5 separate regions of the Homo sapiens genome follow, and regions 2, 3, 4 and 5 are each linked to region 1. The links are chromatin loops, found by intact Hi-C in ENCODE. Cell type or tissue: PC-9. All regions are shown on one strand.

Region 1 (5,000 bases):
TAGATAGGAGGAGAATAGGAGAGACCTCTCTCCTATTGTAACAGATGTGGGAAGGAGGATAGGATGCCTTGGATCCATTTAAGTTTCTGAGTTGTATGCAGTGGGTGCTGGAACCAGCTCCTACAAGCTCACAGGAGCCAATTGTTAAATTTTCAGCAATTTTGCTAATTGGTTAACCTCACATTAACAGCTGGAATTCAGCCACAGTGGGGATATTTACATCATGGAAATTAGTAAATACTATACATCAGTACTTCCCCATACCCTGACATCTGGAGAGCCAGTTATCAGGCATTTACTCATACCACTGGTTAGGGTGAGAAGGTGAAGGAGTTCCTTAATAGCATTATCTTCTCTGTTGGGGAGGAAGGCAGGCGTCAGATTTTGAGGAAAGTGAAAACGTTGAATTCTGTGAAGCACTGTGCAAAGGAGAGAGAGCCACCTAGGAAAATACTAAATGACTACCATGTCGTTTTGAGGAACCAGTTAAGGATGGAGACTATTAGTTTACAGTGCAATTGATGTGTACATTTGTAAGATTTCTTCTTGCAAAGTCAGCAGCCTGGGGATCTTAGCAGAGAAACGGATAGGTGGTTTGATCTGGAGTCGGTCTTTTTGCCTGGCACCTGTAATGGAAGAATGAAACGCAGCAAGGATGACAGAGTTTTTTGCAAAAGAGTAGTTGCAGTAATGGACCATGGAACTTAAACTGTAAAGGGAAGGAGGTGAAGGTGGGAGAAGGTGATATGCAAGAAGGCAGAGGAGTCACGTTTTCCTGGTATCACATGCTTTGAGTCCCCTTACTATCCTGGCCTCATTTTTGCAACTTGGCCCTCCCATTTGGCAACGTCCCTTTTAGAATGTGGCATCCAACTGCAAGCCCCTCAGTCTTGCACAATGTTCTAGCTTGGCCTGACCATCAAACACCACATCATTGTCCTTGTTTTAGATGTCATGCCTGAAAGATGTCGATGTCCAGCATCATTGAGAGAACTCAGAATAATTGTTAGACACGCAAGATCAATGAGCAGAAACAAGGATAGGCAGACTTTTAAAATTTATTGGAATGATCTGATACTTGAAAATCTTTTCCTCTGCATTAGCTAACTGAATGTCCAATGAATAATCATGGATTATCATAGCTAACAGAATATCCAATGAAAAATCATGGATATTCTGTAATACAATCACTCTGGCTCATCAACACCAAACATAATTGCCATGAGGACATTATTTTATGAATTATTAGAAAAGCATAAAGTACTAACTAAATAGGGAATTTCAGAGTTAATGCAAAACCTCAAAATGGCTTTCAAAGAAGCTTATTTTCTCAGAGTAGTTTAACCAATGGGAGGAAAATCACTTCTGGATTATACAGAATTTGTTCATAAGGTTTGATCAGAAGGTGACCTAGTGATGAGGCTACTAATAATGGGAGAACTACACGAAAGAACAAATCTGCTGTTATGAGGCTCCAGGGCACAGGAACTATTACTCTAATTTCAAGTGACAATGAGTTTTTATAGCTGATAGCTACTTATGTCTCCCAAAACACTCTAATGCACGTTCCTGTCAGAAATTTGTGTATTTAATAGACTATATTCCCGATGTCACCTTTCCATCAGATTTAAATGAATCGGGTATAGTGTCATGTTTTAATTTCTCAATAAATATATGTAACAGGAATTTTCCTACTGAATTAAAAATGTCATTTCAGTGAGATAACCAAATTGATGATACTCGGAATTTGCAATTCATCATGATTACTGCCAGATTTAACAAATATAATTCACTTTCTCCTACTACCCTGTGATTAGCTAGAGGTCATGGCTTTGACAAATCTAGACTCCCTGGTGCTTTGGGTATAACTCTTGCCCACGTAACTTCTGTTATTTCTTATGAGGTATATGAAGGTGAATAGCATGCAGTTTTTACACCGGGGAGGGCATTTTTCTTCAGCAAAATAATTATCTCATTGCATTTCCCACTGGAATAGCTGACACCCCCCTGCCCCTCAAAAACAGAGAAAACAAAGGCTATCCATTTTAGTCCCCTCACGCTAGGTTTTTTTCCTTACCATTTCCCCCTTGTTTTTTCCATTCTTGGGGTATTTGGATATGAGGGAAGATGAAGAGGTAACAGACTGAGAAGTGTTCATTTTTCTTGTGTCGCTCTTCACATTGGCCAGCAAGGGGAGTTGTAGGAACAATTACAGTGGTTTGAGCTGATACACTTGTGAGCATACCTCTCACGATTGGTTAGGAGTCACAATGTCTTTTGCCCTGGACTCCCTGTGTAACACAGGTAGTATTTTGTGTACCAGTCTAGTTTTCCTTTCATCTCATACTTTGCTGACCAAAAATTAATTGTGAACTTCAAAATAAAAACCTACTGAAATGGTGAGACATTGGAAATGAAGTGAGCCTTCTATGCCCAGGTGGCATAAAAATCTAATTGTAGCTTCAAGCAGCCCAAGCCCCTTTAATGCGGATAAGAGAGCATTCAACTGACTTCAATAAAAAGGGACTTAAATGGAAGGGAGGTAGCCTTGAGGAGAGCTGGCGCTGACTGCTGGGACTGAGGAGGCCATTGTTCTACATTCTCCTAGGGCTTAGGGAGATTGACAAGGCACCTGCTGCTTTCCAGAGATGAACGTTTAGGTCAGCCCTGAAAACACCCAGGCCTGAGACACTCCCCTGGCCTCTTGGCCCCCTGCCATCCAGGTGCAGGAGATTCAAAGGTACAAAGCAAAGGCATGGGAAGAGCCCTTTGGAGAGATCTGGGGAGACTGTTTCTGCTCCATGAACAATCCAGGACAGCTCTCTCCCCTTTAAATCATCTTTCATGCTTCTTAGCTCCAAGGCTTTCTATGTTCTTCCATGGATTCCTCTACTGTATCTATGCCATAGGAACATTTGATTACTAACCACTTTCACAGATCATGGTTCACTTCACTGAGTTTGGGACCAGGATCCATGAATATGTACCCTATTTAATGCCTTAATGCTGCTTTCCCAATTCCCATCCTGGCTACTGAATATATTTTGCTGTTGACTGCAAAATAGACTAAAAATCAGTAATCACTAGTTTTCTGAATGTGAAGTTCAGGTTTTTATTTCTATGTTTCTTTTGTTAAGTACTGAATAAATTTTGTGCCCTGTGCTTAGTTCTCCAACAGGCTGTGTTATATAAAGGAGAGAATCTGGGCTTAAGAATAGGAGATGTAGTCTTTCTTTTTTTTTTTCTTTTCTTTTTTTTTTTTTTTTTTTTTTTTTTTACTTTATGGTACTACAGGCACATGCCACCATGCCTAGCTAATTTTTTTAATTTTTTGTAGAGAGGGGGTCTCACTGTGTTGCCCATGGTGGTCTCAAACTGCTAGACTCAAGCAATCCTTGCACTGTAGCCTCCCATAGTGCTGGGATTACAGGTATGAGCCTCTGTGCCTGGCCTAGATTTTAGTTCTGGTTCTGCTACTTAATAGCTGTATGATGTTGGACAACTCATATAATCTTTCTAGGCTTGTCTATTTTCTCATCGGCAAAAATGGGGAGGGAGGACAAGATTCCAGTCTTGAGAGTCAAGCAGACTAGGGTTTTAAACCTATTTCAGGTATTAGCTGGATGACTTTAAGCAAGTGACAATTAGTGTTATTTTAAGGCTTTAGTGAGATAATATATGTGAAACCCTTAGCATCATTCTTAGGACACAATCAGCACTCAACAAATAATAGTTATTATAATAATCATGACAATGTCCATGTTATTAAAGTTCTTTAGAACCCTTTTTTAAGCTCTAAAATGCAATGATTTAAGTTTGAAATGTTGTGGTTGATTGCTGTAAATAAGGCTGTTCACTTGATCCTGGGCTTCTTAAGAGAATTTGGTAAGAAATAGGCTGAAATTATAGAGGACTTTGCAAAGTGCTTAGATTTTGTTATATAGTACTATAGTAACATTCAGCAAACAATGTGATTATCAGCATTGTAATAAACACAGTCATGGGCCAATTTCCTTTGTTTTTTCATAGTGTAATGCCTACTAGAAATTCTTTAAAGGTTAAACTTCATATTCAGCACACCATGTCCTCTCTACAAACCCTCTCTTCCTAATGTGTGTATACCTTTTTTTTTTTTTTTTTTTTTTTTTTTTTAATGAGATGGAGTTTCACTTTGTTGCCCAGGGTGGAGTGTAATGGCGTGATTTGTATATATCTCTAGCATGTATATATCTCTCTCTTCTAGGAGAATTTGACTCACCGCAACCTCCGCCTCCCAGGTTCAAGCGATTCTCCTGTTTCAGCGTCCCAAGTAGCTGGGATTACACGCACACACCACCATGCCCAGCTAATTTTGTATTTTTAGTAGAGATGGGGTTTCTCCATGTTGATCAGGCTGGTCTCGGACTCCTGACCTCAGGTGATCCACCTGCTTCGGCCTCCCAAAGTGCTGGGATTACAGGTGTGAGCCACCGCGCCTGGCCCTAATGTGTGTATACCTTTTTTACAGATCACAAGGTGCTTGCACAGACATTTCCTCACTTTAGGCTCCAACCAAACCATGAAATAGGTAAGATTGGACTTATTGGTTGCTTTATATAGGAGATTTTTAAAATGAAACCAAGAGGCAATAGGTCCTCTGGTTATTGAAGTCTTTAGAGGAGGGAAGAGGAGGTGTTCCAGATGTTTCATGAACAAGAGGAGAACAGTAGAAAAGGAGAATGAGGACAAATGTTATATAAAAATCTTAACTGTGAGGTAGAGGAGAGTTGGGGTGCGGTAGAGCTGGATTAGAACATTGTGGTGGGGAAAACACTGCGTCTCAGGGATTGACTGATTTACAAATAATGCTAGAGATATATACAAATCTCCTCAACTTATAATGGGGTTACATCCCAATAAAATCATTGTAAGTTGAAAATATCCTAAGTTGAAATGTATTTAATACACCTGACTACCAAACATCATAGCTTAGCCTAGCCTACCTTAAACATGCTCAGAAC
Region 2 (5,000 bases), 340 kb after region 1:
TCCTGGATTACTAGGCAGACATTCTTGTTCTCTTCTCTTACCTTCCTCCAAAAAAATGGAGTCTCTTTCTCTGTGCTGAGTTGCCTGGAGACGGGGGAGGTGTGATACAAGCGCCCCTATGTCCACCACCACTGGGGCTGTGCTGGGTCAGACTCAAAGCCAGCACAGCACTGGGTCTTGCCCAAGGCCCGCAGTGACCACTGCCTGGCTACTGCTTCTGTTCCTCAAGGCCCAAGGGCTCTACAATCAGAATATGGCAAATCCAGCAAGGCTTGTGTTCTTCCCTTCAAGGTGGCGAGTTCCCCTCGGCCCCAGATGGATCCAGAGGTGCTATCTAAGAGCCAGGCCTGGAGTTGGGAACCTGAGGAATCTACTTGGTACTCTATTCTACTGCAGCTGAGGTAGTAACCAAGCCACAGGACAAAGTCCTTTTCACTCTTCCCTTCCCTTTCCTCAAGCAGAGGAGTCTCTCCCCATGGCTGCCGCCTCCCCAGACCCATGGCAAGTACTGCCTGGCTACCACCAATGTTCACTCAAGGCCCAAGGGTTCTTTTTTTTTTTTTTTTTTTTTTTTTTGAGATGGAGTCTTGCTCTGTCACCTAGGCTGGAATGTAGTGGCGTGATCTCGGCTCACTGCGGTCTCCGCCTCCCGGGTTCAAGCAATTCTCCTGCCTCAGCCTCCTGAGTAGCTGGAAGTACAGGCTTGCGTCACCACGCCCACCTCATTTTTGTATTTTAAGTAGAGACAGGGTTTCACCATGTTGGCCAGGCTGGTCTCGAACACCCGACCTCAGGTGATTTGCCCGCCTCAGCCTCCCGAAGTACTGGGATTACAGGCGTGAGCCACCATGCCCGGCTGGCCCAAGGGTTCTTTAGGCAGCTTGTGGTGAATGCTGCCAGTCCTGAGTCTCTTCTTTCAGTTCAGTGGGTTCCCCTTTGGCCCAAGGCAGGTCTGTAAGTGCTACCCAGGAGCCAAGGCCTGGAACTGGGGCCTAGAAGCACCTACTTGGTGCTCTATTCTACTGTGGCTGAGCTGGTACTTAAGCTTCAAGACAAAGTCACTTTTACATTTCCTTCTCCTTTCCTGAAGCAGAAGGGGTCTCTCCCTGTGGCCACCACACGTTGGGAATGAGCTGGGTCTCACCTGAAGCCAGAATGTCTCTGAGTCTTCCCCCAGGCCTGTGATGAGTCCTGTCTGGCTACCATTGTTGATTACTCAGGGCCCAAGGGCTCTGTAGCCAGCAGGTGATAAATTCTGCCAGAACTGAGTCCTTCCATTCAAGGTAGTGGGTTCCCTTCTGGCCCAGTGTGTGTCTAGAAATGTTGTCCGGGGGCTAGGGCCTAGAATGGGGGCCTCAGGACTCTGCCTGGTGTCCTACTGGACTGTGGCTGAGCTGGTATCCAACTGGCAAGATGAAGTCCTCTTTACTCTCCCCTCTCCTCAAGCAAGGGGAAGGATCCCTCTTGAATCTGTGAGATGTGCTACTGGGGTTGGGGGAGGGGCGATGGAAGCGCTACCTTGGCTGCCCCAGCTGGTGTCTCACTAGGTCATGTGCATCCCAATTTCACTGGCTCCAAGCCCTGCACAGCAGGAGGAGTTGCCCAGGAATTGCAGTCCCTGTGGCCTGCACTGCAAGTTTATTTAGGACCCCAGGGCACTTTAGCCCAGGGTGGCAGGGTTTGCTGGAGCTCAGGTTCCTACCACTGGGATAGATGATTTGCCTCTGCCTAGGGCTCGTCTAAATGCTCCCCTGTGGGCACCAGCAGAGTTCTGCCCCTTGTTTCTTTTTGCTGTGACAGGGCAGCAATGAGTGCCAATGCAACATCCCATAATCACTGCACTGTCCTCCCCCAAGCACAGATTCTCTGCACCAAGCAGCTGCTGCCAGCGGATGGGGGTGGGTGGTGTAAGTGATTCAAGAATGTCTTTCCTACCCTCTTCAGTGCCTCTTTCCTTAACATGATGTGATTTCCTTAACATATGATTGCTCACCTGATTTTTGGTTCTTATGAAGGTAGTTTTTTGTGTGGATAGCTGTTCAATTTGGTGTTCCTGCCAAGGGGATGATCACTGGAAGCTTCTTTTTGGCCACCTTGCTGCAAGGTTCATTTTGTGAGTACATCTTTCGGCATTTAAGAATGCTTCAGAGATCATGATGATGATGATGACGGTAGTGATGTCATTGCTCTGTGCAGCAGTGCCCAACATTGACTGAACATTCCATTCACTGTGCCCAGCCACTGGACACACATGTTACTCTTGTTAGCCCTCACAGCTAGCCTATGGGAGTAGACACCACTATTATACCCATTGCACAGATTAAGGAGATTTATGGGAGGAGGCTTGATTTGGGTCACTTAATTTGTAAATGTCAGAGCCACACCTAGAGGTCTGTCTGACTCTGAAGATGATGTTCTTAAACCTTCCCCAGTCTTTTCAATGTGTGTGTGCTAAGCATTCCTAACATTTTACTCTTCCAGGCTCACCCATTCCTTTAATAACATGATAATAATGATAATATCTTGAAACCACATTCTATATATTTGCCGGAAATCTATTCCCCTAACAAAGATTTCTCAAGCTCTTGGGGAATGCTGAATTACTGTGACTCCTTGTATAAATGGTGGTTCCCGGTTGCTTCGTGGATTGGTCTTGCCTTCTCATAACTTTTCTCCAGGTGACGGATTACCCTAAATGCCCCTAACACTGCATCTTTTCATTGTGTGCCCAGCTTCACTCTTCCCTCTCACCTTCATGACTCTGCTATACACAGAGGTGAGTATCAACCTTTCAACCTGTGGTGAGTCATTTATTTCAGCTTTGCGGAAGACTTAGGAGGAACAGGAAGAGGTTCCTCAATGGCACAGGAGAGTTTGAAATTGGCTATCAGGCTTCTCTGCTGTGAAGTCTAGTGATGAGACAGTATAGGGGGATGCATTCAAGAATAGAGGCTGCCAGGCTCCTGGAATAAAGCCTGTTCTTGGTAGTGAGACCATACTGGTCATTCACAGCTGGCCTCTGTTCTGACTGGTTAGAGTTCATACTGGTGTCTGTTCTGACTGGTCAGGCTTTTTTCTTTTTGCTGTGTGTATGTGTGTGTGTCTATTCTGTTTCCTAGAAACATCTTGCTAGTTTTAAATGTTTTGAATATTGCTCTCTTACTCAGTATGTAAATTTTAGAACGTTGCTTAAACATTTTTGTGCCTGAGTTTCCTCATCTTGTTGCCAGAGGCCAGGAGGCCCTGCGGGATTGGAGTAGAGGAGGCTACTAATTTGGTGACTGGCATAGGAGGATGGATGGGAGGCAGCACAGGAAATTAGACAGCCCTGTACATTGCTGCTGCGATAGACCATCAGCCATGTAACCCAAGGCCAATCCAGTGGGACTGGGCCCCGGATGGCACCAATAAAAAAATCCTAAACGCACATGACTGTTTGCTGACAATTACAATTTCATGAGGGTAAAATCCATGTGTGGTTACCACTATAAAAACTCACACTCTTTGTGTTACAGCTGCTTTAGAATTTGTCTAGCAGACTTTCCTGTTTTTAACAGAAAGCCCCCTAAAAATTATTTAAAAATAAATAAATAAATAAATTGCACTCCTTATAGAAAAACAGCTTACTGTCGCCTGTCCCAAGTGAGTGAGTTTCAGATGAATGAGCATCAGAGGAGTCTCTGGAAATAAAATACAGGGAGATTTCTTGGGAAATTGACACAATTATTGAAAGCTGCTGTTTTAAGACCAACCTCACCTCAGAAAAAGTACTCACAGTAAATTTAACTACATAAAAAATATAAATTATTTTGTTGTAAAAAATCATGAAAAGGCTAACCACAGACTGAAAATATTATGTTATAAAATATGGCAGAGAGAGGGTTTAATCTTTTTAATACATAACTCATACTAGTTAGTAATGTTCTAAGGAGAGGCAGTAGCAATATAGAGAAAGCATTATCTTTGGACCCTAACTTTTTTTTTTTTTTTTAAGAGACAGGGTCTTGCTCTCTGCCCAGGCTGGAGTGCAGTGGCACAACTGAGCTCCTGGACTCAAGCAATGCTCCCGCCTCAGCCTCCCAAAGAAGATTAACAGGCACGTGCCACCACGCTTGGCCAATTTTCTACATTTTTTGTAGAGATGGGGTCTCACTAGGCTGCCCAGGCTAATCTCTGACTATAGGCCTCAAGCGATCCTCCTATCTCAGTCTCCCAAAATGCTGGGATTACAGGCGTGAACCACCATGCCTGGCCTGGACCCTAACTTTTAAAATAACTGAAGAACATGAATAGACAAAACCTAGAGTAAAATTACTAAAACATTTTTGGAAGAAATGGTCTGCATCATTGATAACTAAATAAATTTACATTTGCCTGTCAAATCATGTATTCATTTATGCAAAAAAAAAGTTCAAAGAATGTATTAAAGAACTTCAGCATTAACAAGGAGTGAAGTGGGAAGCCACGGAGGGTTTTTGAGAGACGATGGTGTAATCTAATGCATTGGTTCGCTCTGGCTACCATAACAAAATACCACACGCTGGCAGGCTTAAACAACAGATATTTGTTTTTTCACAGTTCTGAAATCGAGGTTTCAGAAGGGTCCATTTCTCTGAGGCCTCTCTCTTTGACTTGCAGACTTTATGTACTTTGTGCAAGACACTGTTCAGACCCTGGGACATCTGCAGTGAAAAAGCAGACACAAATCCCACCCTCTTGGAAAAGTCATTCTAGTGCAAGAGGCAGACAGTGAAAAACAAATAGTAAAATACATTGTATGTTAGATGGGTGATAAGTGCTAAAAAAAAGTAATAATAATAACCAGCCTAGGCAACATAGTGAAACCCCATCTCTACAAAAAAAATTAGCCGGGCATGGTGGCACAGGCCTGTGGTCTCAGCTACTTGGGGGCTGAGGTGGGAAGATCACTTGAGCCCAAAAGGTCGAGGCTGCAGTGAGCCATGATTGTGCCACTGGGCACAATCCAGCCTGGGCAACAA
Region 3 (5,000 bases), 160 kb after region 1:
AGTCCCTCTGTGCCTCTTAGTGGAGAGCTGCTGCTTGAAGCCTCCTATGTGTCCACCACCACCGGCCAGGCCTCCCTTGCCCCTTCCCCAGGAACCCAAGGACCTGCTCATGAGCCAGCAACTAAAGGGTTAATATCCAGCCCAGCAGAGGCATCAAGGACCCAGCTCCAGCACCAAGGTTGGCTAGCAGATGCATGTTGGTGCCCTTGAGGCTCCCCTGCTCTTAACCACACTGCTGTGTAGTATCAAGTGTCATGCTGAGTACTGCTTAACATCACTGGGGGAGTTCAGAATGAATGAGAAAATAACTTCACAGCTCATTAATGAAAATGCCATTTGGGATCAAATCAGAAACACTGTGGAAGCTTAGTTGAATTCATTGCCTCCCTTGATAAAGTACAGAATGAAGAAGGTTGCATCTGCAGACAAGGAGAAATTCTCTTTGTGTTCTCACCAAGGCTGAGGTGACTGGATAGAGTGTTTCCTTAGGCCCTGCTCAGTCCCCACGTTCACTTCCGGACCTATTCAAGACACACACAAGAGAGCCCTCCTTCTAGGCCTTCAGCCTCTGGGGCCCTTGCTCAGAAGCTCCGCCACTCCTGCTTCTGCCCCTTCCTCCCACTGAGGATCCTCGGGCCTCAGAGGACCACAAGACTGGTGTTTACTTTTAGAATGGTTTCTATTAACTTGAGCAAAAAAATAAATTTTCGGTAGGGCCTGAGGTCTTGAATATCATTTCTAATATCCTCTCTTTGAAAAAGGCTTTCTGTGTCTCAAAAAGTAACTCATAAATAAACTTTTCTTAAAGCTAGACAGTGATTTTTTTGTATTCTAAAAGGACTAAATGAGTATGTTTTACTCTTCTCCAAATTCTATTGATTCCTTCCTATTGCTTCATGTTTGATGATAAACCAACAGATGTGTTGCCTGTGCTGTTTATTTCTCCTGCTTTAAAGCCATACTTCTCCTAATCTTTGGAGATTCCCCATGTATTCCTTAGGATAGGCTAGGTGGCTGTAACATAAAGACCTCCAAATGTCACTGGCTTACCCAGTAGAAATTTATTTTTTACTTAAGTAGCTTTCCTGGGTGTGCAGCTTTCCTGGGTATGTGTGTGTGCAGGTTCGGGGGTAGCTCACCTTCATAAACTCATTTGGAGATCCAGACTGGCAGCTGCTTTGCCATTTTTATCATATGATGGCCAAGGTTGCCTGGGCATTGCCATCCCAGTCAGCCAGAAGAGGAAAGAGCCCAGAGGAGAACGTGTGGTAGATTTTTATGGGCAGGACCACGTCACATCATGATGACACACACCACTTCCTCTGCATCCACTGGCCAGAGCATAGTCAGTGGTCACACCTCACTGCAATATGGGAAGCTAGACTGTGGTCTATGCTTCCATGGAAGGTGGTGACCTCTACACCTTGTATTTTTCATAATTAAAAAAATTGTTTTTTACATTATATGAATAGAGATAGTGTCTTGCTATGTTGCCCAGGCTGGTCTTGAACTCCTGGGCTCAAGCAATTCTGCCTTGGCCTCCCAAAGTGCCGGGATTACAAGGTGTGAGCCAGCACACCTGGGCTATTTTTCATAGCTTTCTTTTTTACATTTTTGCTTAGCTTTTTAGAGACTATCATAAAATATATTTTTCATAACTTTCAAATACATTGGGCAATTGCCATTGTAAATGTGCCTTCCTGAAGGGTGTACCTAGGGCCCTACCACTGCAGTTTTGTGCTCTTTTGTCTTAATTTCAAGAAGTAGCTTTGGTAACACAGCCACACGGAAAGGGGTGTTGATTACCCCTCTGGGTGAGGTAAGCAAGCTTAGCACATGGGGAAGTAAACCCAGGCTCTGCTTAGTGGACACCACCCTCTGTGAGTATTAACCATGTGTGCAGTGGGAAAGGCCTTCCTTTGGGGCCCCCAACTGACCACTGTGTGACCTTGGGAAAGTCACCTTTCTCTCTGAATCTCAGGTTTCTTATCTAGATCAACTAGCTGATATCTAAGGTATTTTGCGGTTTTAAGAGGGCACAATTCTAAGAATGCGGGCCATGGGTCATCCTGCAGTATAATACAAGCACAGAGTTTGATTTTACCGCTTCTACAGCCATTTAATCATTTTTTTAAAGATGGGGAAAAGGAAAGAAAAGAAAGCATGATGGCATTAAAGTGTTCATTGTTTCAGTGCTATTTAGGAAGCAAAACAGATTTCTGTGGAGCTAGCCTAATTGAATGGTCAACAACCCTGAAGTAATCAACCATGCTAAAATATACTCTTTTTAAAAAAGGTATTTTATTTATTTATTTATTTATTTTGAGATGGAGTCTTGCTCTGTCGCCCAGACTGGAGTGCAGTGGCGCCATCTCGGCTCACTGCAACCTCTGCCTCCCAGATTCAAGTGATTCTCCTGCCTCAGCCTCCTGAGTAGCTGGGATTGCTAAAATATACTTTTAATTTTTAGCAAGGGCTAACAAATGCCAGTTTAATACAACACATGGGTCCCGTCATTTTGGATATTTTTAGTAGCCTGTTTACCCTGCTTTGTCATTGTACTTGACCCTTTTGGGGGTACAGCTTTTTGGAGCATAATGCTCACCTAATGACTCATCCCCTCGAGGGAATTCTTTATTGTTGCTGTCGCTTCTAAAAAATGATGCAGCTCCTGAGCAGCTATATATTATCAATGAAACAAGTTTTTGCTTCTAGGGAATAGTAGTCAGAAACAGAAAGGAAATATTTCGGCTGGGCACGGTGGCTCACGCCTGTAATCCTAATGCTTTGGGAGGCCGAGGTGGGCAGGTCACTTGAGGTCAGGAGCTAGAGAACAGCCTGGCTAACATGGTGAAACCTCGTCTCTACTAAAAATACAAAAATTAGCCGGGCGTGGTGGCGCGCACCTGTAATCCCAATTATTTGGGAGACTGAGTCAGGATAATTGCTTGAACCCCGGAGGCAGAGGTTGCAGTGAGCCGAGGTCGCACCAGTGCACTCTAGCCTGGGTGACACAAGAGTGAGACTGTCTCAAAAAAAAAAAAAAAAAAAAATAGGGAGAAGTGGGAGGAGAAGGGGTCTAAAATGTAATGACACCCGCCTCCTTAGTCTGATGCAACCTCAGTGTATTTCACAGTAGAATGATCTTGTCTTTGGGACCGGAAGCCTTCTGAAGTCCCTCTCCTGGTCTGTGCTTCAGTGGGCATGATCAACTTTCACCTGTCCTCTTTTTTCCAGGCTTCCAAAAGAGGACCACTCCTTCTGAGAGACACATTTTTCTTTGATCGTGTTAATCCTACAGCCTGATTACCCACCCCTCCTGCTAGTCTTAGAGTCCAGCAGACCAGGTGGTCTCTTTCTGTTAACTTTGCATATCTTTAAATCTAGTGGATTTTGCAGATTATCACTTGGGGGTATGTTTCCTGGATTGTAACCATGGGGTACTGATTGTAAAACATGCAATTGATTTAATAATAGCTTTTTAAAATGAGTAAGTAGTCACATGGGCTATTTGAGAAACAGGTTTCAAGTCATTGAGTCATTGAGGGGACCTTGCATTGTGGACCTCTAATGAATGTTAACTGACTGGCTGAATGAATAAATGAATGAGAGAAGGACAGAGATTTCTGATCTAGTAAAAGGATATCTTACATTAAGACAACGGAGGCCAGGCGAGGTGGCTCACACCTGTAATCCCAGCACTTAGGGAGGCCCAGATGGGTGGATTGCTTGAGCGCAGGAGTTCGAGACCAGCTTGCGCAACATAACGAAACCCCATCTCTGCAAAAAATACAAAAATTAGCTGGGCATGGTGGTGCAAGCCTGTAATTCCAGCTACTCAGGAGGCTGAGGTGGGAGGATCACCTGAGCCCAGGAGGTGGAGGTTGCAGTGAGCTGAGATTGCACCACCGTACTCAAGCCTGGGTGACAGAGCAAGACCCTGTCTCAAAAAAAAAAAAGAAAAAAAAAAGAAAAGAAGAAGCAAAAAAGAAGTTGGGCACAGTGGCTTATGCCTGTAATCCCAGCACTTTGGTAGGGCAAGGCAGGTGGATCACCTGAGGTCAGGAGTTCGAGACCAGCCTGGTCAACATCCCATCTCTACTGAAAATACAAAAATTAGCTAGGCGTAATGGTGCATGCCTGTAATCCGAGCTACTTATGATGCTGAGGCCGGAGAATCGCTTGAACCCAGGAAGCGGTGGTCGCAGTGAGCCGAGATTGCACCATTGCACTCCAGTCTGGGCAACAAAAGTGAAACTCCGTCTCAAAAAAAAAAAAAAAAAAAAAGACAATGGAAAAATAGTCCCAGAAAGGCTAAGATTTAAGTCCCATCCTGCCTCTTGGGCACTTTATAATAAGATAATCTCTCTGGACCTCAGTCTTCTTTACTGAAAGTGGGTTTAACAGTTCCTTACCAGGCTTGATTGTTGGGAGGTAAAAAACCAGACACATAGTCTCCTTTAATGCAGTTCCTGACACGTAGGCAGTGCTAAGAATGTGGGAAATAGTGAGAGAAAAGGGAATAGCAGCAACTTTTTTTTTTTTTTTTCCGAGAAGGAGTCTTACTTTTTGCCCAGGCTGAAGTGCAGTGGCGCGTTCTCGGCTCACTGCAACCTCCACTTCTGTGTGCAAGTGATTCTCCTGCCTCAGCCTCCTGAGTAGCTGGGATTACAGGCGCCTGCCACCATGCCTGGGTAATTTTTTGTATTTTTAGTAGAAACGGGGTTTCACCATTTTGGCCAGGCTGGTCTTGAACTCCTGACCTCGTAATCCACCTGCCTTGGCCTCCCAAAGTGCTGGGATTACAGGCATGAGCCACCACGCCCAGCCTAGCAGCAACTTTTTAGTTATGGTGGTCAGCAGTCAAAGAGGGCATAGATGGCTGCATCATACAAAATAGATGAAAACTTCGAATGTATGACTAGGCAGGAGAGGGTCGGGGAGGTCACCTCCTGGCTTCCCCTGGACTGGCAAGTGACCAAAGGCTGGCACTGCCGGGA
Region 4 (5,000 bases), 140 kb after region 1:
AAATATCCATGAAGTGGACTCATTTGACTTTGCTAACTAAACCAAGTTCAACTGAAGGAAAATTTTTTACTGGTGAGAGGTCCAGGATATTTGGCATGTTGGAACTTAGACCAATTCGAATTTATAAATCCTCTAAAAGTAGGCCGGAAGCGGTGGCTCACTCCTGTAATCCCAGCACTTTGGGAGGTCAAGGCAGGAAGATCCCTTGAGCCCAGGAGTTCAAGACCAGCCTGGGCAACAAGGCGAGACCCTGTCTCTACAAAAATAAAAAATAATTTAAAAAAATAGACAGGCATGGTAGTGTGCACCTGTGGTCACCTCTACATGGGAGACTGAGGTAGGAGGATCCCTTGAGCCAGGGAGGCAGAGGTTGCAGTGAGCTGTGATTGTGCCACTGCAGTCCAGCCTGGGTGACAGAGTGAGACCTAGTCTCAAAAAAAAAAAAAAAATTACCCTAAAGTTTACTTTCTCAATGTAATAACTCCAGCAAAGACCCACAGAGAAAAATGCTTCAGAGCTTCTTGGGAATGTAGATTGACTCGTGTATGGAGAAGTGCTCTGATTTGAACCACCTCCATAAGATGGGTAAATTTTCTTCATATCATCTCCCTAAAATAGGTAATCTAGTTCCCACTTAAGTCAGATCTTATTTTTTATAATTTTAATAACTTTTAAATAATTACCCTTAAAGTTATAGAGTTTTACCTAGAGAATCTGAACTAGTTATTCCCATCCAATTTGTTTCTTTGCTATTGCATTTTTTTTTTTTTTTTTTCTGAGACAGGGTCTCGCTCTGTCACCCAGGCTGGAGTATAGTGGCATGATCTCGACTCACTACAACCTCCACCTCCCGGGTTCAAGTGGTTCTCCTGCCTCAGCCTCCTGAGTAGCTGGGACTACAGGCGCGTGCCACCATGCCCAGCTAATTTTTTGTATTTTTAGTAGAGATGGGGTTTCAGTGTGTTAGCCAGGATGGTCTCAGTCTCCTGACCTCGTGATCCGCCAGTCTTGGCCTCCCAAAGTGCTGGGATTACAAGCGTGAGCCACCGTGCCTGGCTGCATTTTTTTTTTTTTTAATTTAAGATAGAGTCTCGCTCTGTTGCCCAGGCTGGAGTGCAGTGGCATGATCTTGGCTCACTGTAGCCTCCGCCTCCCAGGTTCAAGTGATTCTTCTGCCTCAGCCTCCTGAGTAGCTGGGAGTACAAGTGCACGCCACCATGTCTGGCTAATTTTTTGTTATTTTAGTGGAGATGGGGTTTCACCATATTGCCCAGGCTGGTCTTGAACTCCTGACCTCAAGTGATCTGCCCTCCCTGGCCTCCCAAAGTGCTGGAATTACAGGCGTGAGCCATCGTGCCCAGCTTGCTATCACATTTTGAGCACCTACTGTGTGTAGCATTGTGCCAAGCACTTTGTGTGCGTTACCCCTTAGCCCTTACAGCAGGCCCTGCTACACAGCACCATTTACAGATGAGGAACTGAGGCAGTGAGAAGTCATATCTCTTGTCCTAGGTAACATAATAACTCTAGAAGTTAAGGTAGAAGAGAAAATGATAGAAAAGGCCATAAGCAAAGCTTTCAGATGGAAGAACAATGAAATCTAAGTGGTGGGCATGTAGAAAGAAAAAGCTAAGAACACTGAAAATGAATGGAAGTAGAAAATGGAGGCAGAGGGAGGCCATTTATTCTACAATTGTCTATAAGTGTCAGGAGGAAAATCCTATGTGTCAAAAGACAAAATTGCAACAAATTTAGTTTAAAGTTCTCAATTGCTTTTATTTGAGTTTCTAGAATCGGGCAACACTTCCTTCCATATTATAGGAAAAGGGTTCCAGTCAGCCGAGCAGAAGAGCTTGGCTTTATAAAGTAGAAGGAAAGAACTTAAAGTATATTAATTGTTTCAAAGATACTTTTTTTGTAAGGAATGGGACAACAGGAGACAGAACAACAGAAAAATAACATCAGATTACTTTAAGGATTAAAGCAGGGAGTTTCATTATGCCAATTAAAGATTTGAAACTGGCCCATTTAAGAAATTTGGTGTTATTTCTTCGTCCTGATTACTGAGAAGGTCAGACAACAACTTAGTTTCTGTTTTGTGATGTGGAACTTTAGCCTGGGTGACTCCATTTTGATTTTCAGTCTGGTCTATTGGGCCCTAGTTGCAGAAGTTTAGTCCAAAACAGTGACCTCCTATAATTCTTTTTTTCTTTTTTTAAGAGAAGAGGTCTTGCTGTGTTGTCTAGGCTGGCCTTGACCTCCTAGGCTCAAGCCATCTTCCCATCTCAGCCCCCTGAGTAGCTGGGACTACACGCACGCACCACCGCTCCTAGCTTCCTGTAATTTTTATTGGACAGTTTGTTGGTTTCTTCACCAGGGAGTAACACAATGGTACCACATTTATCTAATCTTGAGATATGTGCTGAAGTAGGAAAAAACTCCAGAGTTTTAAACGGTCTGTGATAAGGCAGAGATTTGGGGCTTTGGGTTTCTGGTTTGTTGCATTCCTGTTTCTTTGTGACTATCAGCTTATCCCAGACTTTTTTTTTTTTTAAGTATGAGATACCATAAGGGAGGATCAGGAAAGGGAAAACAGGATTTTTAAAAAAATTGGAACAGGGAATAAATAGCAGAGAGGAACATCCTTTTTTTTTTTTTTAAACAGAATCTAACCAGGTACCCATTATACGATCTGCATTTGTCTGGACTGTCACTTGAGCTGTTCTCTGAGCTGTCTTCATGTAACTATTAACTCCCTGATCTTTCTGAGGCTGCCTGTGTGAGGTGGCAGCCTTGTTTAGTCGGCAAACAAGCTGTTGCTGAGGACTCTTGACAACATGAGCAGGCATTTCCCAGTTTGAGGAAGTCCCTGTGGCCTGTGTTAGATTCGGCCACCAGCATGCACAGAGCTGAAGCGTGGGTGCAGGCATTGGCTAGATGGGGTTCAGCCCCTTTCCCAGAACTGAAACTGGTCCCAATCCATCTCTTGGCTCAGCACTCCAGGAAGGCTATTTGAGGAAGCAAACCTATAAGGAACTAAGAACAGTCATGTGTTCATGATTGACTCACTCAGGGTTTCCTCTTTAGCACGTGACCCTCAGGCCACCCATTCCTTGGAGTGGGCTGAAAGTTAATGATTCGTTACTGCCAGGGACGCTTTATTTGAGCAACTCCTTTTTTTCTCCTGGCTTGAGTCACAGGTAGCATTCAGCATGGACTTTGGAGCCAGCCTGTCTGAATCTAATCACTCAGCTCCACCAGCTCTGTGACCCTGGGAAAGTTATTTAATGTCATCCTATCTCAGTTTCTTCATCTATAAAATGGGTATCATCATCATCATCATCAGGATTTCTGTGAATATTATATGAGATAACACATGCAAAGTGTTTACAACAGTGCCTGCCACACGGGAATTTAAAGTATCTAGAAAGTGAAACAACCCTCAGTTGCTAACTTCAAAAATAGAAATGAGCTGAGCTTGCACCTGTAATCCCAGCACCCTGAGGGGCTCAGGCAAGAGGATCACTTGAGGCCAGAAGTTTGAGGCTGCAGTGAGCCATCCATGATCATGCCACTGCACTCCAGCCTGGGCGATAGAGTGAGACCCTGTCTCTTTTAAAAAAGAAAAATGACAAATGATTTCTCATTGTGATGTTAGTATGTTACGTTTGTCTGATATTTTACAGTTTCCAAAATGCTTTCATATATGTTATGTAAGTTGATCACAGGGGCTAGGTAGTAGTTAGAAAGTTTCACCTTTGTAAGAAATAGGCTTGGAGGCCAGGCATGGTGGCTGTTGCTATGTTGCTCAGGCTAGGAGTTCAAGACCAGCCTGGGCGACATAGCAAGACCCCATCTCTACAAAAAAATTTTTTTAAAAAATTGATCAGGCATAAATATGATTGTGGGTGACAGGGGGAGACCCTGTCTCCGCCCCCCCCCAAAAAAAAAAAAAAAACAGAAAAGAGAAAGAAAAAAAGAAATAGGCTGAAGAAAGGGCATAATCTGGGAAAGATAAGGGAAAGCATGTAAGGGATCCTTTCTCAAGGAATGCATTCCATTGCCTGGGGCACTGCCCCAGGAGGAGGTGAGGAAAGATGCCTCTTAGCAAGCTATGTGAGCCTGCAGGGAAGGAACACTTCCCCAGTGTCCGATCCAAAGGAGAACCCTGCCTTGGGTGGCGACAGAACCAGATGAGCTATTAACAATGCCCTCCTGGCCACCAGCACTGGCAGGCCCCCATTTCTTCTGGGCTTCCTCTGGATCAGAGAGCACCTCTGAGATCAGACCCTTTCTCTCCCTGCTGGAGCCAGGCCTCAGGAGCTTGGTAATGTGTGAGAACAAGCACAGAGGAAACCATGAAGGAATCTGAGGTTTCTCTTCAAAAGAGAGAAAATTCCAGATGACCAAATATCACTGTACTCTTGGCGGACAGAATGGCTTCATTTGTCCTTTCAGTGCTAAAACCAGGACAGTCCTGGGCAAACTGGCATGGGTTGGTCACTCAGACACACAGTAGCCCTTATCAAAGTGGTCCAACGGGGATTAAGGACAAAACCATTAAGTATTCAAATTTTAAGTATTCAGTTAACTTGGGGAGACTTCTTTATAGGTAGCTATTCCTTGGTAGTTTTTTTTTTTTTTTTGAGATGGAGTTTCGCTCTTGTTGCCCAGGCTGGAGTGCAGTGGCACGATCTCGACTCACCGCAACCGCTGCCTCCCAGGTTCAAGCGACTTTCCTGCCTCAGCCTCCTGAGTAGCTGGGATTAAAGGGGCCCGCCACCACTCCTGGCTAATTTTGTATTTTTAAGTAGAGACCGGGTTTCTCCATGTTGATCAGGCTGGTCTCGAACTCCTGACCTCAGGTGATCCGCCTGAATCAGCCAAAAAGCTGGGATTATAGGTGTGAGCCACCACGCCCAGCTTCCTTGGTATTTCTTTATAGGTAGCTGTATTAATAACATTCCCTTTGTGAATTACAGTGTCTGTTCAGTGTTTCT
Region 5 (5,000 bases), 400 kb after region 1:
CTTAGGTTGTAAGCCCCTCAGCAGAGGGGAGTGGATCACCTTTTTGATGAGAATACATGTTTTAAGATAAATATTAAAACCACTTCCAGCTGGTCATGGTGGCTCACACCTGTAATCCCAGCACTTTGGGAGGCTAAGGTGGGTGGATCACAAGGTCAGGAGTTCGAGACCAGCCTGGCCAAAATGGTGAAACCCCATCTCTACTAAAAATACAAACATCAGCCTGGCATGGTGGTGGGCGCCTGTAGTCCCGGCTACTTGGGAAGCTGAGGCAGGAAAATCGCTTGAACCCGGGATGCAGAAGTTGCAGTGAGCCAAGATCTGGCCACTGCACTCCAGCCTGGGTGACAGAGCGAGACTCTGTCTCAAACAACACAAAACAAAACAAAAAAAATATTTCCTAGTTTCCCAGTAGAAACAGGCACTGAGAGGTGAGTTTTGATCAGAATAGTGCTGCAAAATCCACTCATACTGCAAATATTTACTGAATGCTGGGCAGAGAGTTCACAAGAATTAACTACACATCATCTCATCCTTCAAGGTGATTATGGAATATTTAGAGGAAAAAGACAAATTTCTAAGAAAAGCTGAATAACAATAAAAGTTAAATAAGTAATGCAAGCAAGAAGACTATTTTTTTTTTTTTTTTGAGAGAAGTCTCACTCTTGTTCCCCAGGCTGGAGTTCAATGGCACAGTCTCGGCTCACTGCAACCTCCATCTCCCGGGTTCAAAAGATTCTCCTGCCTCAGCCTCCCAAGTAGCTGGGATTACAGGCGCCTGCCACCAGGTCCGGCTAATTTTTTTGTATTTTTGGTAGAGACGGGGTTTCACCATGTTGGCCAGGCTGGTCTCAAATTCCTGACCTCAGGAGATCCACCTGCCTTGGCCTCCCAAAGTGCTGGGATTACAGGCGTGAGCCACTGCACCTGACTCTTTTTTTTTTTTTTTTTGACAGGGTCTTGCTTTGTCACCCACTGGAGTGCAATGGTGCAATCTCAGGTCATTGCAACCTCTGCCTCCTGGACTCAAGCGATCCTCCCACCTCGGCCTCCAGAGAGCTGGGACCACAGGCACCGCCACCACATCCAGCTACTTTTTTTTTTTATTTTTAGTAGAGACAGGGATTTCACCATGTTGCCCGGGCTAGTCCCGAACTCCTAAGCTCAAGCGATTTGCCCACATCAGCCTCCCACAGTGCTGGGATTATAGGCGTGAGCCACTGCACCCTGCCAACTATTCCTTAAAGGCGTGACTCGCTGCCAAATGAGAGGTCTGAACCAGAAGTTCAGAGAAGGGAAAGAAGGTTGTGCCTCCAGGGTGGACTGATCCATAGGAGGCAGAGACCAAAAACGAGGCTCTCACTTGACGGACTGGACCAGCAAGATGGAGTGCATGGTGGAGGCGTGGGGGTGCATCTTGGTAGAAAAAAAGCCTTTGGGATTTGGGACTGGAGTTTCTGTTCTGTCATTTATTAGTGAGAGATCTCAGGCATTTTTAAAAAATCTTCTTTGCACCTCAGTTTCCTCATGGGTGAAAGGAATAATATTATCTACCCCACTGGGCTCCACATATCATTCAGACCACAAGCATCTGTGGAGTCTACTTATACTAAGCCCTTTTGATAAGCCCTGGAGTACAAGATGAAAAGAGAAGGGCCTGCCCTCAAGAGCTGCCAGAGAAGGAGGGGCAGTCACTGTTGGTCCCTCTCTTCATTTACCTTCCAGGGGTCTGTCTTTTTGTTTGTTTGTTTGTTTGTTTGTTTTGTTTTGTTTTTTGTGTGTGTGAGAGATGGAGTCTCACTCTGTCATCCAGGCTGGAGTGCAGTGGCACGATCTCGGCTCACTGCAAGCTTCGCCTCCTGGATTCAAGCAATTCTACTGCCTCAGCCTCCGGAGTAGCTGGGACTGGAACTACAGGCGCCCGCCACCAAGCCCGGCTAATTTTTTTTTTTTTTTTTTTTTTTTTTTTTTTTTTTGTATTTTTAGTAGAGACAGGGGTTTCACCGTGTTAGCCAGGATGGTCTCGATCTCCTGACCTCGTAATCTGCCCGCCTCGGCCTCCCAAAGTGCTGGGATTACAGACAGGCGTGAGCCACCGTGCCCGGCCCAGAGGTCTGTCATTTTAAAGCAGCAGTGGTCAGAACCATGAGCCACATACATGGAATGCAGGACATTGGTTCAGAAGTTTGAAGACAGAACAAGCTCTTCACCATCCACAACGGAAGGTTCCTGCCTTCCTGTCCCGCGTTCTGTGAGGAAATGCGTCTGTCCCTCTGGAGCTCCTGATTTTCAAGGCTTCTCCCCTGAGCTTTGATGAAGTCTGGGGGAGCCAGCGTCAAAGGCAGCACACTCTAGTCACCTGCGATCGTTACCCAAAGAGCCTGCTGTTGACCTCACGTCACTTCATTTTTTTAATTGCAAAAGACAACCACTAGGGGGCCTAGGAGCGAGACGCTGAGCTCCGATTCCATTTATCAGGCAAATAGCCTTTCCTTCTTGCTGAAAAACGCAGTCAAGGTCAACAAAACACACACCGTGGGCTGAGAACAATACCTTCTGCACCTTCTGCAAACGCTTAGTGAAGAACGCATCTCCCTTGAGGCTAAAAAATATTCTTAACTCAGACCATCCTCCACAGCCCATCAGGCTGGGCCAAGCGTTTCTTAGCCCTGATTCCATTTTTCAGTGTTTCCTTCTGATTAAAAGCCCTTTGGCACAGCAGGATTGTCTATAATAATGGTAAATGACTCACATGATGATGAGGCAATCTTTTCACATCCTGAGCTACAATCCGTCTTGTAAAGCCTTGCAACGGCCTCAATTACAGCCCTGGATTCTCAGCAGAGGCACAGAGTGGGGGTTTTTGCTTGATTCTCTCTCCCCTCTCAGTTTCCCACACCTTATGCAGAGGCTTGAATGTCTAATGTACTGTACATTAGACATTCCTATAGCATCCTATAGCATCCTATAGCAATCCTCATTAAAATCAATCACTCATTTGAAAAAAAAAAAAGCAAGCAAAGAAAAAGGAAGGAAGAAAGAAAGAAAAGAAAAGAAAAGATGGAGGAAAAAAGAAAGAAAAAAAATGATCAGGCCCCTAGGGGCCTCTGAGGTCACAGTAACTCAAGTCCCCATGACCAAAACTGGGTGGCAAAGCTTATTTTTCCTTAGCAGGAGTCTGCTTTTGCAAAGGTTCGTCTCTTACATTTTCTTTCAGACACTCACGCACACTCCAGCAACAATGGAAATGAACATAATTTCCCAAGCAGGTTGCCTAGAAACCACTCCTGTGTTTCTGAAACTAATTTAAACATGAAAATTCAGCTCCTGACTCATGCCAGGAATGCACGTCATAATTTTCTCAGTATTTTACTTTCTTTTTCTTTCACATTACAAAATAATGCATGCTTACTGCAGAAAAAAAGTGAAAAGAATATGAAAATACAAAGGTTCAGAAAATAAAGAATCTCCTGTAATCTCACTACCAGAGGCAACTTCTGTTGTCATTTGGGAATATTTTCTTCTAGGCTTTTTATTTTTCTATGCATTTTTAACATCATGGAGATTAACACAGATTTTACATCAAGATTAATAGTGAATTTAATTAGCATATTGTCAGTATTTCTCCATCTGGTGAAATTTTCAGAAACTTGATTTTTAAAAGACCGCATTATATTACAGTTCATTTTCCCAATATTAATCATTCTCTAAATGCTAGATGTTTAGGTTATTTCTAATTTTTCACCATTATAATGTCACAATGATCAACTTAATACAAAATAGTTATTATATCTTTATTTCTCCAGGATAACATCATAAAAGGAGTTTCAAAGAGGATAAACATTTCAAAACTTTTTAAATATTGAACAAATACATGTTTATGTTTTTTTTTATTAAACAGTACATTAAAAACAAATTTCCTTCTCCACTCTCTACAGGTAGCCCCTGTTTCTGTGAATACACAGCACATGTGTATGATTTGTCTATTTGACACTGTACATTGTTCTATCACTTGCTTTTTTGACTTATTGTATCTCAGACATCTTTCCATATCAATTCAAATTGATCCATTCTTTTTAGAATTTGCAGAATATTCCATTAGATGATGTATTATCACTTATTTGCCCTAGACAAAACCTCTTAATGCACTGGACACATATGCAGTGAGCTGGGGTCCCTAGCAATGGGTCTGAATCTATACTGTTCCATCCACACCACACCTTTACTGGAAGGGAACAGATGATGGCAAAGGTAACTGCCTTATCTGGCTGGAATTAGTGTTATATTCTAACCCAGAGGTCTCCAAACTTTTCTGATCTCTCCATTTACTGATTCAAATTTTGAGCATGCTCCCCTATTTATGTATTTTTTAAATTTATAGATTACATACATATATATGACTTTATAAAATAGAGTCACGTGCTACAAAACATTTCAGTCAACGCGAAGTGGCCACATATACTGTGATCCCATATACTGTGTAACCATTGTGTTATAACTGCCTACAATATTCAGTAAGATCACATACTGTACAAGTTGATAGCCTAGGAGCAAAGGCTATACCATTTAGGTTTGCGTAAGTACACTTTATGATGTCCACATGATGATGAAATCACCTAACAATGCATTTCTCACAAAATGTCCACATCGTTAAGTGACATGACTAAATTATTGTTCATCTCACAGGACAGACACCAAAAAGGATATCTTAGTGAATATCCATTTTGAATTAAAGATGAAATAAATATATTAAATTATTTATTTATATAATAACAATTGTATACAATATAATAAAAGAATTTTGCTCTTTTTGACAAGCACAATGTGACTGAATATGCTTCATTATATTTTAAAATATTGGTTTAACATCTTGTATTACAGTTACTCTGAGGTCTGATTTTAAATTCAGCATATTTTAATTGTCAATGTAAGGTTGTCGTCGCAGGAAGAGACTCCTCACAAATATACATAGATCTAAACAAAGAAGAGTATTGTTCACC

What was found. Peaks named below come from ENCODE experiments on the same cell type or tissue, not always from the same donor. Only the 100,000 strongest peaks of a DNase experiment are listed, where the experiment ranks them.
Region 2: it touches region 1 in a loop (17-fold over the local background); 3 of 110 quality-filtered maps call a loop at or near these places.
Region 3: it touches region 1 in a loop (5-fold over the local background); 15 of 110 quality-filtered maps call a loop at or near these places.
Region 4: it touches region 1 in a loop (4-fold over the local background); 4 of 110 quality-filtered maps call a loop at or near these places.
Region 5: a loop joins it to region 1, with 6 times the contacts of the local background. A loop is called at or near these places in 13 of 110 quality-filtered maps.

What each region holds. Positions count from the first base shown.
Region 1 is chr4:40,716,417-40,721,416 of GRCh38, reverse strand. No RefSeq gene overlaps it. Among named protein-coding and RNA genes, the nearest start is that of NSUN7, 31 kb to the left of the region's middle. In PC-9, CTCF peaks have their summits at 1,939 and 2,141; DNase peaks (open chromatin) are centred at 2,236 and 2,686; H3K4me3 peaks cover 397 bases; H3K27ac peaks cover 1,479 bases.
Region 2 is chr4:40,376,018-40,381,017 of GRCh38, reverse strand. It overlaps the pseudogene RNU7-74P. Among named protein-coding and RNA genes, the nearest start is that of CHRNA9, 43 kb to the right of the region's middle. In PC-9, no CTCF peak of the experiment used is centred here; DNase peaks (open chromatin) are centred at 2,777 and 3,147; H3K27ac peaks cover 2,521 bases.
Region 3 is chr4:40,560,515-40,565,514 of GRCh38, reverse strand. The region is part of intron 1 of RBM47 (RNA binding motif protein 47); the gene reads left to right. Among named protein-coding and RNA genes, the nearest start is that of MIR4802, 61 kb to the right of the region's middle. RefSeq lists enhancers at 3-579, 2,925-3,435, 3,579-4,079. In PC-9, no CTCF peak of the experiment used is centred here; DNase peaks (open chromatin) are centred at 1,294, 1,944, 2,634, 3,484 and 1 weaker place; H3K4me3 peaks cover 2,088 bases; H3K27ac peaks cover 5,000 bases.
Region 4 is chr4:40,575,199-40,580,198 of GRCh38, reverse strand. The region is part of intron 1 of RBM47 (RNA binding motif protein 47); the gene reads left to right. Among named protein-coding and RNA genes, the nearest start is that of RBM47, 52 kb to the left of the region's middle. RefSeq lists enhancers at 2,671-2,870, 2,891-3,060. In PC-9, no CTCF peak of the experiment used is centred here; DNase peaks (open chromatin) are centred at 8 and 3,008; H3K4me3 peaks cover 775 bases; H3K27ac peaks cover 4,033 bases.
Region 5 is chr4:40,314,733-40,319,732 of GRCh38, reverse strand. The region is part of intron 2 of LINC02265 (long intergenic non-protein coding RNA 2265); the gene reads right to left. Among named protein-coding and RNA genes, the nearest start is that of LINC02265, 10 kb to the right of the region's middle. RefSeq lists enhancers at 2,413-2,712, 2,321-3,159. In PC-9, CTCF peaks have their summits at 2,251 and 2,451 (motif pointing right); DNase peaks (open chromatin) are centred at 2,742, 3,272 and 4,602; H3K4me3 peaks cover 1,601 bases; H3K27ac peaks cover 3,659 bases.